Regions from separate parts of the Homo sapiens genome. Here regions 1 and 3 are each linked to region 2. The links are chromatin contacts, found by Hi-C or POLR2A ChIA-PET in ENCODE. All regions are on one chromosome and are shown on one strand. Each heading gives the region's core, a stretch centred on a gene start or an enhancer-like site at or near the end of the contact. The rest is flanking DNA. Distances are from core to core; before and after follow the strand shown. Region 1 overlaps PAQR8 (progestin and adipoQ receptor family member 8). Region 2 holds the start of GCLC (glutamate-cysteine ligase catalytic subunit). Region 3 overlaps EFHC1 (EF-hand domain containing 1).

Region 1 (4,322 bases), core at 170-2,669, 1.2 Mb after region 2:
GATGGACTAGCACATTGTACATTCTCAAAAAAGATTTCTTGAATGAATAAATGAGTCAAAGACATGTAAAGGAAAAAACAAATTTAAAGTATGTGTTCCGCCCAGCCCTATTTTTGTAATCATACAAACATGGTACAGATGAAGTATGGAAGTGCATATAATCAAAACAATATAGCTATTGCCATGAAGGGATTGTGGGGAATTTTACTTTTCTTCTGGAAATACTATCATTATCGTACTTTTTAACAACAAACATTTACTACTTTTGTAATTGGAAAGCAAAAGTTAGTACTACTCTGCAAATAGGAATATTTGACATAAATATGCAAAAATTGGTAAAACCTAAGTTGGTAAAATATTAAGACCCTCCCCAAGAAACACCCCAGCATTATAAAGGAATACACCCATACTTGCATTTTTCTGTGAGCTCAACTAGTTAGCATACCAAATTAATTATTACGAGTAACCTAACTATACTTGCCATAGGGTAAGCTATTGGTCATGGGGGGTTTAAAGGGAAAAAAATATGTAACATCTACTGTTAATGCAGCAAAGATGTTCTCTTAGATTGGAAAAGCCAGTATACACAATATTGTCAAAAGACCTTCCCCACAGCACACAAACTCAAACGGCATTAATACGTGAGTCACTTCCTGACCATGTGGGTTTGTGGTACGGCTGAACCGTGCCTATAAAAAAAAAGTAAGGTACACCTTTTTGCCACAGATCTGGCAGCAAGATGTGTCCTTCTGGGCTCAGTGAGCTCTCCACTTATGAATCTTTTCCTCTGTGGTGCCCTATAATATTCCTAAGAGGAGAAAGAAAAGACAGCCTTAATTTGTTGCTGTGCCCTGGGAAAGATGAGCAGAGCAAATTTCCTCTGAGTGCCTTTTTCTCTTTATCTAACTAGAACCCTCTAGCTAGAATTTCTGTCTGTTCTGTCACTTCCTATACTTTCCACATCTCAGCTAATCTCACTTGAGAAAGTACTGGTTTCAAAATGCATCATTACAGACAGAGAATGCATCTGCCACATGGAATAAATAGTATCTGTGTTTAATCTGTCGAGTGGGAGAAGTCAGAGGAGCTGGGAACAATTTACTGGGAGAACACACTGAGCAGTCTCCAGGCAATCAACAGTTCAGGTGTGAAGATCATGTTCTTCTGAGGCTTCTTGTTTGAGTAAAGGTAAACTTTGCTGTCTGAAACTCCCACTAATTAAAGCCTAGGGACAGGTGTCTCCCTGGACTTTCTACATGAGTGTAACTATCGGCTTCGTTAGGTGTGGTTTGGCTTCAGTCAGGCAACCTCTCAACTAGATCTAGCTTCTCACCGGCAGGAAGCTTCATCACTGATCTGCAAACCAGCTGGGACCCGGGCCAACCCGGGTGAACGTGAAGAGAGCTGCTCATTTCCACTGGCAGGAAATCAATCTTGGAAATGCCCTTTCCACAGCAGAAAATCAGATAACAAATCGAGCTAGAGTTTGGAGCACCATATAAAGAAAGCTGTGTTCCCTAGCAATTAAACATTAACTCTTCTGCAGTGACAACAGTACACTCTCCTGGTGGTTCTAAGACCCAGCAATTTTATTTGCTATAAAGAGTCAAGCAAGTCACTTTATTCTTCATTTCTCCTTAGATATCTCCAAGGCCTTAGTTCAATTCCAAATCACCACAAAGCCTTCTCCAGGCCATCTTGATTCCTCCCCCGCCCCCAACCCTTATCTATCTATTCCACATATTTTGGTAAGGAGAACATCAGGCTTGCCCATTACTTCACTACTGTGTGTGTAGAGAGCCTTCTCTCTTCTGCTTATTGAATTGCAAGCCTCTGGAGACAGGAACACTGGCTTACCTATGCTTTATTTCTATCAGCAAACAGTCAGAGGAAAGATGTCCCCAGAATGTGTCAATAGATCATTGTTCAAAAACAAAGTGAATGACTATCCTTTGCCTGCTTCTAAAGGTAAAAACCAGTGAGATCTAAGAAAACGAAAATGTGGGTTTTCAAAAGAAAACACCATTTGAGTTGGATCTTATTTATTTGTGTGGTTCATCCACTTGCTAGGTATCCGCACCAATATTTAAATTGCTGGCTGAATTTCTAACCATCAGCTTGTTTTTGGTCTATCATCTCCTACCATTTGTCATTTTTATGACCAAGAATGCCTAAGCAAAGACTTAGGAAAAGGAGGGGCCAGGCAGAGAAACATAATGTAAAATAACACTGGAGCACTGTTAGAACTCGTTTTTATTCTTGTTGCATACAAAAGGCAGAACAGACTGTCCTGATTGCCTGAACAAGCCACACACTTGACATCGCCAATGTTATTGTAGCCTGCTGTGCCTGGCAAAACCCACTTCTCTCTCAAATTCAGGCTCAGATATAACCCCTCCCCTGTGAAGCTTAGCGACAGCCTGAAGTAGAACTCATCATGTCTTATTAAGCCCTCTGTCTTTGTCCATTCAGGGTGCTGTAAGGAAATATCAAAGACTAGGTGGCTTATAAACAACAGAAATCTATTTTTCACAGTTTCTAGAGGCTGCAAAAGTCCAAGATGAAGGCACCAGCAGATTTGGTGTCCAGTGAGGGCCCACTTCTGGTTCAAACATGACTGTCTTCTTGTTATGTCCTCACATGGCAGAAGAGGCAAGGGAGCTCTCCTGAGTTTCTTTTATAAAGGCAGTAATACCATTCATCTAGGCATTCATCTAGGTCAGTGGTCCCCAACCTTTTCAGCACCAGGGACCAATTTCATGGAAGACAATTTTTCCACGTATGGGGGCTGGGGGTTGAGGAGTATGGTTTCATGATGATTCAAACCCATTACATTTATTGCTTTTTTTTTTTTTTCCTGACACAGGGTCTTGCTCTGTTGCCCAGGCTGGAGTGCAGTGATGCCAACTCAGCTCACTGCAACCTCCACCTCCCAGGCTCAAGCCATTCTTGTGCCTCAGCCACCCAAGTAGCTGGGATTACAGGCATGCACCACCACACCTAGCTGATTTTTGTATTTTTAGTAGAGATGGGGTTTCGCCATGTTGGCCAGGCTGGTCTCAAACTCCTGACCTCAAGTGACCCGCCCACCTTGGCTTCCCAAGGCGCTGGGATTACAGGCATGAGCTACCGGATCCAGCCTATTTCTATTATTTTTACATTATAATATATAAGGAAATAATTATACAACTCACCATAATGTAGAATCACTGGGAGCCCTCAGCTTGTTTTACTGCAACTAGACGGTCCCATCTGGGGTGATGGCAGACAGTAACAGATCATCAGGCATTAGATTTTCATAAGGAGAGTACAACCTAGATCCTTTGCATGTGCAGTTCACAATAGGATTGGCACGCCTATGAAAATCTAATGCTGCTGCTGATCTGACAGGAACTCAGGCAGTAAAGCCAGCAAAGCAGAGCGGCTGTAAATACTGATGAAGCTTTGCTTACTCGCCCACTGATCACCTCCTGCTGTGCAGCTCAGTTCCTAACAGGCCACAGACAGGTACTGGGGGTTGGGGGATCCCTGATCTAGGTGATCACCTCCTAACGGCCCCACCCCCTAATATCCTTACATTAGGGGTTAGGATTTCAACATATTAATTTGGGGAGACACTTCAGTTTATAGCATCCTCTTAGCATTATGCTATAACTGGCTATACATGTGTCTTCCTTTATATTAAATTGTGAAATTCATTGGGTTGCATAAGGAAGTTATTCAAAATATTTTTTCAAAGATTTTAGCTTGTGTTACTTGATTGTGAGAATAACTGAGGTACACTGAATTTAAGTGACCTATTCAAAGCCCTAAACCAAATCAACAATAAGGTATGGGCAGACCCCAATAATTCTGACCCGTGTCCCAAGAGTCCAGCCAACTGACTGCGTCTTTGTGAAAGAACATCTATCAGCTGTGAATGAAAAGGAAGTATTAGATGAGAAGATAGTGCTTGTCCATCTCTGAGCTGCTGATGGACTAGGAATCCTGGCTCACTGTAGTGACCCAGGAGCACTATCCAGAGCCTTCTCTCCCAAGACATCCCATCAGGGCTCTTTCCTAAGGGCACCCCTGAAGACCCTGCTCCACTTCCCAGTGTGGCCTTTTCTGTAATTAGAAGTAGTAATTAATAATCAGTTGCAGAGAAGTGAGCCAAGATTGTGCCACTGCACTGCAGCCTGGGTGACAGAGTGAGACTCCGTCTCAAAAAAAAAAATCATTAGTTATTCCATAGAAGAGCTTCATTTGAAAAGTCAATCTACTCAGTTCAGATCAGTAATTGTAAACTATCACAAAGCTACAGCTTTCATCTCCATGATATT
Region 2 (4,282 bases), core at 1,452-3,951:
CCAGATGTCGAAACCTGGCCCTGGGTGCAGTCTACAGAATGAAATCGAGCAGTAGTGGACCTATGCAGGCAAAGCATTGTCAGAGGGGAGTAACTCTTGTTAAATATGACTTCAGTTGATCCGTGATGGGATTTTTGTTTTTTCTTTGTAACAGAAAAGGCTAAAGACACTGAGAGATCAAGGTTTAAATTGGGCATAACTGCCCTGTGGTGCAGCAGCGCCGGCGCCCTTTTTGGGATTGTCCAAAGCTCTGGGACCCCCGCTGGGGGAGCTGGTTCAGAATTCGGGGGGGTAGGATAGGGTGAGGGAGGTCCCTTATGTGAGTGTGAGCCGGGATCTAGGACAGAGTAACTCCAATTACAGTGTTAAACTCTTACTAGGTTCAGTGTCGCGTAGGGCTTTGGCTAGACTAGAATTTAGTCTATTATTGAACCGCCCAGGTCCATGATTCCTAACAGGTGCATGGGAAAAGTGTATGGTGTGCAGCAGGTGTATGGGAAAACTGCTTTGCAAAGTGTAAATCAAGGTCTACATCAGTACTGTTTCAATAAAGTGGAATGAGAGCCACATATGTAATCTTAAATTTTTCAGTAGCCTCCTTTAAAATTAAAAATAAAAGTGGGTGGGGGTGGTGGTAAATTAAATAACATACCACATCATATTTAACTCAAAATTTCCAAAATGCTATATCGCTATGTAATCAATATAAAACTTTTAATGAGATATTTACATCTTTTTATTCTACTGTCTTAGAATCTGGTGTGTGACTTACACTCACAACACATCTGGGCCACTAAGTTTTCATTGGAAATACTTGATCTGTAATTACATTTCATAAAATTTACAGTCAAAAATGGATTCACATTTCCAACTTGTTTCAAATTTACTTAAAAGTTTTCCAGTAACTGAATGGAATATCAGTTTTTAAATTTACATTTAAATTGATTAAATTAAAATGAAAATTTGGTTTCTCGGTCATGTTAGCCACATTTCAAATGTACATTGGCCAATGTGGCTGATGGCTGTCGTGTTGAACAATGCAGGTCTATGAGAATGTCAGATGACATTATGAGAATAACCCAATGATCCTTGGATGTCTTACCTACATGGGAAACACTGTTTCTCCCCCTCTCCCACTACCTGCTTTTCACGGAGAAGCTAACATTTATTAAGCACACACTCTATACCAAGCACTTTTCTAGAATTAAAGGTACAAAAGGCATAAGTCATCTGTGCCCCAGAGGAATTCACTATTTAGTGTGGAGCTATCTTTAAAATGACTCTATCATTAATGTACGAATGCAACCAAAACACAGAGAGGAATAACTGTGACTCAAGAGATGAACATGAGTGTGTCAGATGGAGAATTTCAAGCAGGAAAAACAACAGAGTGCCAGAACCATATACAGATCTGGTGAGGTTGGTGGGAGGGCAAAGGAGGTTGTTGAAAAGGCTGTGGAAAAATTAGAATGTGGTTTGATTTCTATCCCACCTGTGTGATGAGGATGGAAACATCTTCTCCTGAGCTTCAAACATCCCTACCACACACAGACACACACACACAGACACACAGACACACACACACACCATTGTGGAAATCCCAGCCAGACCTTGGGTATTCATGCCCCCAAGCCCTGTGAGGGGCACATCCAATATGAAGGCTGTGGGAGAAGAGAATCCTGCTATCATGTACTCACTCATTTAGCAATTAATAAGTGCTTACTAAATGTTAACTCTGTAGTGCGAGGGAAGAGGGTATGATAAATACACACTTTCTGGGTAGGTACATGTATGATCTAGTTGCCTTCACTTTTCCCCTGACAGGTCATTGCTCTGTCAACACATATTTATTAAACAATCACTTGGGGGCACGGTACCTCCTTCCTCTCCTTTCCCTCCGAGATAAGGCCAACTCTAGGTGTTCCCACTATCTTCAACCCCACCCCACGGTAGGCTCACAAGAACGTCATTTTGATCACTTAAGGGATGAATTTTAGGTTTAGATGGAGGATAAACTTTTGGAGATGGTTCCTCATATGGTCTGTCTGGAGACTTTTTGCAATAAATGGTGTCCGTGCCATCCAGAGAACATAGGTCACCAGTTAATCAAGACAGTAGGGAATAATGATTTACACATGTTGACAAATTGATTCCTCTTAATAACCAGGTCAATTTTTTGGCCAACACTATACACATGTACACTATGCACATAATTACGACATCTATAAAAGATAGAATTAATCTAATTTTATGCAGATATGGGAAGAACTCGTCCCAAGTCTCACAGTCAGTAAGTGATGGAGCCTAGAGTTGAACTGTTTCACTTCACTACCATGTTAATACTTTTCTCAACACATTCTGCCGCTCTCACTCTAAGTGTGAGGCCCTGTCCAACTAAAACATAATATGGTGAGTTCGTCATTGATTCAAATAATCAACTTTCTTCCCGAATCCCAAGTTTATCTCTTCTGATTAGGAAAAAAAATGCATTTTGATATGTCGCGTTTGCGTAAAGCGAGGCCGACCGCACGCCCCCTTCTCGCGAGCTGCTCCCCTCAACTGCGACCCAATCACCCTTGCACACGCCTCCTGAGCCCCCGCGGTTCCCACCGGGCTTCAGGCCACGCCTCCGCCGCTGCACCGCCTCCTCTCCCCGCCTTCGCCCGTAGTCTATAAAACCTGGAGCGCAGGATCGCGCCCAGGAGCGGCGAGCTAGCGGACGCAAAGACTGGGCATGCTCCGCGGCGGCGCAGGTTTTGGTCACAAGTAGGAAGAAGCCAGTGCACCAGACCGGCAAAGAGAAGCGGGAGCCGCCGCGGCAGCGCGGCCGTGGGGTCCGCCGCCGCCGCATCGGAGCGGGAGGAGGAGCAGCGGGGAGGGCGAGGCCGCCGGGCCGAGAGCCGTCCCGCCTGCTCTCGGTCTTCTGCCTTCGCCTCCGCGCGGTGCGTCGGACCCAGGGTCTGTCACCTGGGCGCCAGGGGCCGCCGCCGGGGAGCCGGAGCGGGCAGGACCCTCCCTCCGCCGACTGCGGCCCGAGAGCGCCCCCGCGGGGTGGAGCGGCAGCCGCCTTCTGCGGGCGGCTGAGTGTCCGTCTCGCGCCCGGAGCGGGCGACCGCCGTCAGCCCGGAGGAGGAGGAGGAGGAGGAGGGGGCGGCCATGGGGCTGCTGTCCCAGGGCTCGCCGCTGAGCTGGGAGGAAACCAAGCGCCATGCCGACCACGTGCGGCGGCACGGGATCCTCCAGTTCCTGCACATCTACCACGCCGTCAAGGACCGGCACAAGGACGTTCTCAAGTGGGGCGATGAGGTGAGCGCCCGCGGTCCCCGTCCCCGCCGGGCACCCGTGTCTGGCCGCCCGCGCTGCCTTTGTCTTGCCCTACGCCCCCGGCCCTATCGCGGTCCGCGTTCTCCACTGCGCCCGGGGGTCCTCGAGCGCCTCCCGGCCCCGGGAGCATCGTCCCTGCTTTCGCCTAGTCCGCGTCCAGGGCCATCCTCCTGACTAGACTCCTTTCTTGTTCATTCATTCTTTTGGGTTTTCCCCTTCATTCCATAAACACGGATTGGGCGCTGGGAGGGCGTGAGCATGAAAAAGTGACATTAGGTGCTGCGAGTCTTCAACCTAGTGTATCTGCAGACCGGCAACTACCATGATCCACCTTACAGGCTCAAAATTCGCTTTTGCGGTCAATATGAAAGAGATTTAAGTTTTCCTAGTAGGCCTGCTGCTTTTAGAAATCAGGTCTTCAGGATGTCCACTTCTGCCCTACCTCATGCAGGTGTCTTTTCCTTAAACCTCTCCAACTTCTCATCTTCCCTCCCCTCCAAAACACACACACTTCATAGCTATAAATTGAAACCAGTAAATTACGGCTCAGTTTCCTACATGGGGGAGGAACCTTCCCTTTCCTGTTTAATTCTAAGTGGGAATGCATTTAGAGTTTCAACATTAGGATTTGCTTGTGTCTTTCCATGGCCTAGGTCCAGCAACTAAACTTTACAAACCAGTGTTCTGCCTAGAGATGAAATGTCTCTAGATTCTCAGTAGGTTGAACCATTGTTTATTGGAATGATCTGGAATGCAGCAATGTTAAAACTGTTGATTTAGTGTCATCTGCCAAAACTTTTTGTGCCTTCCCTTTCTGTTTTTGAAAATTACGTGTGTATGCAGTACACATTAAATGACTTCTTGAGAAGTCCATCTCTGTTTTTGTTTTTAGCTTTTGCCTTAGATGGCTTGCCACCTGTGTAAATTGTTTATCTTTTGGCCAGTGTTGTTATCAATC
Region 3 (4,028 bases), core at 1,014-3,513, 1.1 Mb after region 2:
GCCAGTCAGAGCTCACCAGAGAATAGTAACTGCAACTAGTCTTTCCTTCCTCTCTCAAGGCCAGGCTCTCTAAAAGCAGCATTTTTCTAACCTTTTTTTTTTTGAGATGGAGTCTTGCTCTGTCACCCAGGCTGGATGGAGTGCAGTGGCGTGGTCTTGGCTCACTGCAACCTCTGCCTCCAGGGTTCAAGTGATTCTCCCATTTAAGCCTCCCGAGTGGCTGGGACTACAGGCACACGCCACCACACCTGGCTAATTTTTCTATTTTTAGTAGAGATGTGTGCACATATATGTATATACATAATATATATACACATATACATACTATATGTATACATATAAGCGTGTGTGTGTATGAATGTGTACATATAAAATATATATATATATATATATGTAGAGAGAGAGAAAGAGAGAGTTATAAGAAATTGCTCACACAATTATGAAGGCTTACAAGTCCCAAGATCTGCAGGGTAAATTGGCAAGCTGGAGACCCAGGAGAGCTAAAGGTATAATTCCAGTCTGAATCCAAAGGCCTATGACTTAGGAGAGCTGATGGTTTAGGTCCAGTCTGAAGGTCAGCAGGCTCCAGACCAACAGCTGATGTTTCCATTTGTGTCTGAAGGCAAGAAAAGGCTGATGTTCCAATTTGAAGCCAGTCAGGCAGGAGGAATTCTCTTACCTGGGGAAAGGTCAGCCTTTTTATTCTACTCATGTCTTCAAATGATTGGAGGAGGCCCACCCACATTAGGGAGGACTATCTGTTTTACTTAGTCTTCTGATTCAAATGTTTATCTCATCGAAAAATACCTTCAGAGAAACCCCCAGAATAATGAAATATCTGAGGCTGGGCACAGTGGCTCATGCCTATAATCCCAGCACTTTTGGAGGCTGAGGTGGGAGAATTTCTGGAGCTCATGAGTTTGAGACAAGTTCAGGCAACCTAGCAAGACCTTGTCTCTACAAAATAATTTTAAAAATTAGCTGGGCATGGTGGCTTGAGCCTGTTGTCCCAGCTACTGGGGAGGTTGAAGTGGGAGGATCACTTGAGCCCAGGAGTCTGAGGCTTCATAGAACTAGGATAGTGCCACCACACTCCAGCCTGTATGACAGAGTGAGATCCCATCTCTAAAAAAATTTATTTTTTTAAAAAGAAAGAAAGGAAATATTTGGGCCCCCTGTGGCCAAGTCAATTTGACACACAAAATTAGACATTGCTATACCCCTATCACCCTAAATAAGGCACCAATCTTAGATCCTATTAGATCCAATTTAGTTTCGACTTCAGTAGGAGTGAAAGAAGAACCAAAACAGAAATAAAACTTCAGGAACCCTGTAAATGCCTCTATGAAGAGTGTAAGGTGTATTTCAAAGCATAGTTCCAGTATCAAAAATTGTCTTGCATTTTCTCATCAGCAGGTCAGTTTGAGAAAGCACGAACAAAGTTATAGTAGTTAATTTTGCCTTCTCCATGAGAGCACATCCTGATTAACTGCAGAGAGAGCAAAGAGAATAGGTGAGACAGATCTGCAGGGCTTCCGTCAGCTCAACTGCAGAGTGCGCTTATGCATAATGATCCCGAGCCTTTGTAAATCAGTTCAGAATTTTTGTATCCTCAAGTTGATTCTGAAATGATCCTGTGAACCTGGCAGGTAGGACAGACATTATCCCCATCTTACACTTAATGAAACCAAAGCTGGATGGAGTAAATGACCTTCCCTGTTGAAGGCCGAAAGAATGAGCGTCATGATCAACTCAGTATACCACTGGAGGCTCTATGAGTAAACAGTAAACTGTTTCTCATGAAAGCAGGATGTTGGCAAACTGACAAACTGCGTCTGCTGCCCAGAAGGAACGCTGAAGGCAGTCACGACCCAGGCACAAGTGTTTCTTGTGATTAGACACATCTGAAGCCTGTTAGCAATAATGTGAACCTGTGATCAATTAATCCCTGCTCTTTCTACCCAATAAATATGAAGGGCTGTAGCAGCTCGGGCGGTTGCCTTTGCTCACTAGAAGCAGGGAGCTCTCTTCTTTCCCTTCCTTTAAAATAGTTACTTTTGTTTTAAGTTTTCATTTCTGCTTTCATCTTCCTTCGTTAACTCTCGTAATGACGGTCTCAAGTAGTAACAGTAGTAATTGTCGTAGAGATGTCTCAAGTAACCGTGGCAGTCTGCCACATTTCCCAAGATTTCAGAACTAACATCCATATTTATAAAAGCACTTTTAGTTGTTTTTATATTCAAATAAAAGACTGTCCACTCAGCTCATGAGGAGTAAGACTTTTTAAATAGCAGGCTCTTGCTACCACAGCCTAACGGAAGGGTCTGGTTATGCCACTGCTCAACCTGTGTCCCTTAAAACTCGACTGTGACTGGTAACAGACTGATTTTCTGTGGTTATTTTTATAAGATGTGCAAATCTGTCCCACCCCCACTTCCCTGCTCCACTTGCCAATGACTGCCATCCCTCTCTCCCATGTCAGTTCCCACATCAGACAGTATGAAGAATTTGAAAATCAAAAGTTGGGCATGCTGTCAACCTAAAATTTGGGGAGCTAAATGTGTGTTTGGTCCACATGAACAAATACTCTTCTATCTGCCCTCCTACTCACTCCCTGCTAATGTTTCTGTCTATGAAAAATCCTCATCTCCAACCTAGTCACTAGCCCTAAACCAAACCCTTTCCTAAATGACTCTTAAATTCTGAACACCTGTTTTGGCTAAAAGATCTTTAAAAAGGCCTCAGAATCTCAATATTTTTAATCAGTAAGAATGTCTCAATGATCATAAGCCACAGTCCTTGGCATTTCTCAGGGGGACTTTGTTCTGACTTCCAAGGGAACCCTGGCTAAAGGGTTTATAATGAAGAAAAGGCATGAAAGTCCCCCTTCAACTCACTTATGAAAATTCAAGGAAGAAAACTTCCATGCCCTTCCTCCATCAGCTGCTGGCCATGCTACCACTACTGACAGATGCCACAGCCCTCCTGCAGTGGTCATGCCTTCTTTCATGCTAACCCTACTGATGGGCCAGTGTAGGTATCAGCTGTGAAGGGTATCAAAGGCTGCCAACCAGTCTGCTCTATCAACTTATCTTTGAGTCTCCCCTTGGTAGCCACCCCTCCTGGATCGTCTCTGTTGCCCTTCTTCAGTCCTGACATGTTGGTCTACTAACCACTCTGTGTTGTCCAGCCCCAGGCCCACTTAAAGAGATGCCCTGCAACAGCAATTAGAAAAGAATACCAATGCTAGAATCAACGGGCAATACCTAATCAGGACAGAATAGTAGATCTGATCTGAACATCCTAAATCTGGCCCAGTTGTAGTGAAATACACACACAATTGCCTTTAGAAAAGAATGATCAGTGCCTAGCCTCTGCAATGAACTCAGAAGAGTAATTCATACTGACCTCCTTAACCAAGGAGTCATCCACTGGGACGTTAAGCGATTCACAGATTTTAAAGAACATGTCTCTGTCCACATATCCTGAAGCTTCCTTGTCATAAATTTGAAATGCCTCACGAATGTTGTCTTTGCATGAGTGATCTTTCAGTTGCTTCTGAATTGTGTCTATTAATGCTTCCAATTCCTGCACGCCTGGATCCTTTTCAGTTTGCTTGCTGTAGAGAAAGGAAGGAAATGACTGCACATGGTATTTATTCTTGATCAGTCTCATCTCGGTGACCAAAGTTCTTACTTGATGAAATCAGGGAAGCTTCTAATCACAGCTTTGAGACTGAGCTGACCAATAACTGAACACTTGCCCACAGGCCGATAGCTGACCTCCACATCAGGAAGGCCCGACTGGGGGCAGTTTTTGAATTTCCTCCCTTCTTGCTCAGCCTCCTTTCCTGCCATCTGTTAATCACTGCATCACAAGGAGGCAAATCTAATACCACCACCATGCCAAATTTGGTATCTGTGAGAATCACATCATTGTCTCTTACTACTGTTGCAGATTAATGTTTCCTCATCTACAACTAAATGCCTGAGTGATATATATAAAGAGAGATGATAGATATAAATATA

Evidence for each region. A loop is a pair of places that touch in the nucleus more often than their neighbours do. ChIA-PET counts read pairs that join two places held with the same protein, here RNA polymerase II (POLR2A). Pooled maps may share reads with other maps.
Region 1: a loop to region 2 is called in a map of naive thymus-derived CD4-positive, alpha-beta T cell, with 4 times the contacts of the local background. The contact joins the enhancer-like site here to the promoter of GCLC in region 2. A Hi-C loop is called at or near these places in 1 of 168 maps with a recorded cell type or tissue (naive thymus-derived CD4-positive, alpha-beta T cell) and 9 of 50 pooled maps. POLR2A ChIA-PET finds 5 or more read pairs at or near these places in 1 of 52 experiments (GM12878).
Region 3: a loop to region 2 is called in a pooled map, with 4 times the contacts of the local background. The contact joins the enhancer-like site here to the promoter of GCLC in region 2. A Hi-C loop is called at or near these places in 5 of 37 single-sample maps with no recorded cell type and 10 of 50 pooled maps. POLR2A ChIA-PET finds 5 or more read pairs at or near these places in 3 of 52 experiments (BJ, GM12878 and activated B cell).

Annotation. Positions count from the first base shown.
Region 1 is chr6:52,386,913-52,391,234 of GRCh38, reverse strand. The region is part of intron 1 of PAQR8 (progestin and adipoQ receptor family member 8); the gene reads right to left. Among named protein-coding and RNA genes, the nearest start is that of PAQR8, 27 kb to the right of the region's middle. RefSeq lists enhancers at 970-1,179, 1-2,305. Within about 2 kb of position 1,419, at least 26 of the 41 ENCODE cell types and tissues checked have a DNase peak (open chromatin) inside an H3K27ac peak, as active enhancers do; they include GM12878, where a contact is called at or near this core.
Region 2 is chr6:53,543,520-53,547,801 of GRCh38, reverse strand. GCLC (glutamate-cysteine ligase catalytic subunit) reads left to right here and starts at 2,701. Exons shown (of 16, transcript NM_001498.4): 1 at 2,701-3,306. The coding sequence starts at 3,157. RefSeq lists a silencer at 2,728-3,157 and enhancers at 3,378-3,437, 3,276-4,017.
Region 3 is chr6:52,489,731-52,493,758 of GRCh38, reverse strand. It overlaps EFHC1 (EF-hand domain containing 1), which reads right to left. Exons shown (of 11, transcript NM_018100.4): 10 at 3,409-3,619; 11 at 1-1,489. The coding sequence ends at 1,418. Among named protein-coding and RNA genes, the nearest start is that of EFHC1, 71 kb to the right of the region's middle. Within about 2 kb of position 2,263, at least 3 of the 41 ENCODE cell types and tissues checked have a DNase peak (open chromatin) inside an H3K27ac peak, as active enhancers do; they include GM12878, where a contact is called at or near this core.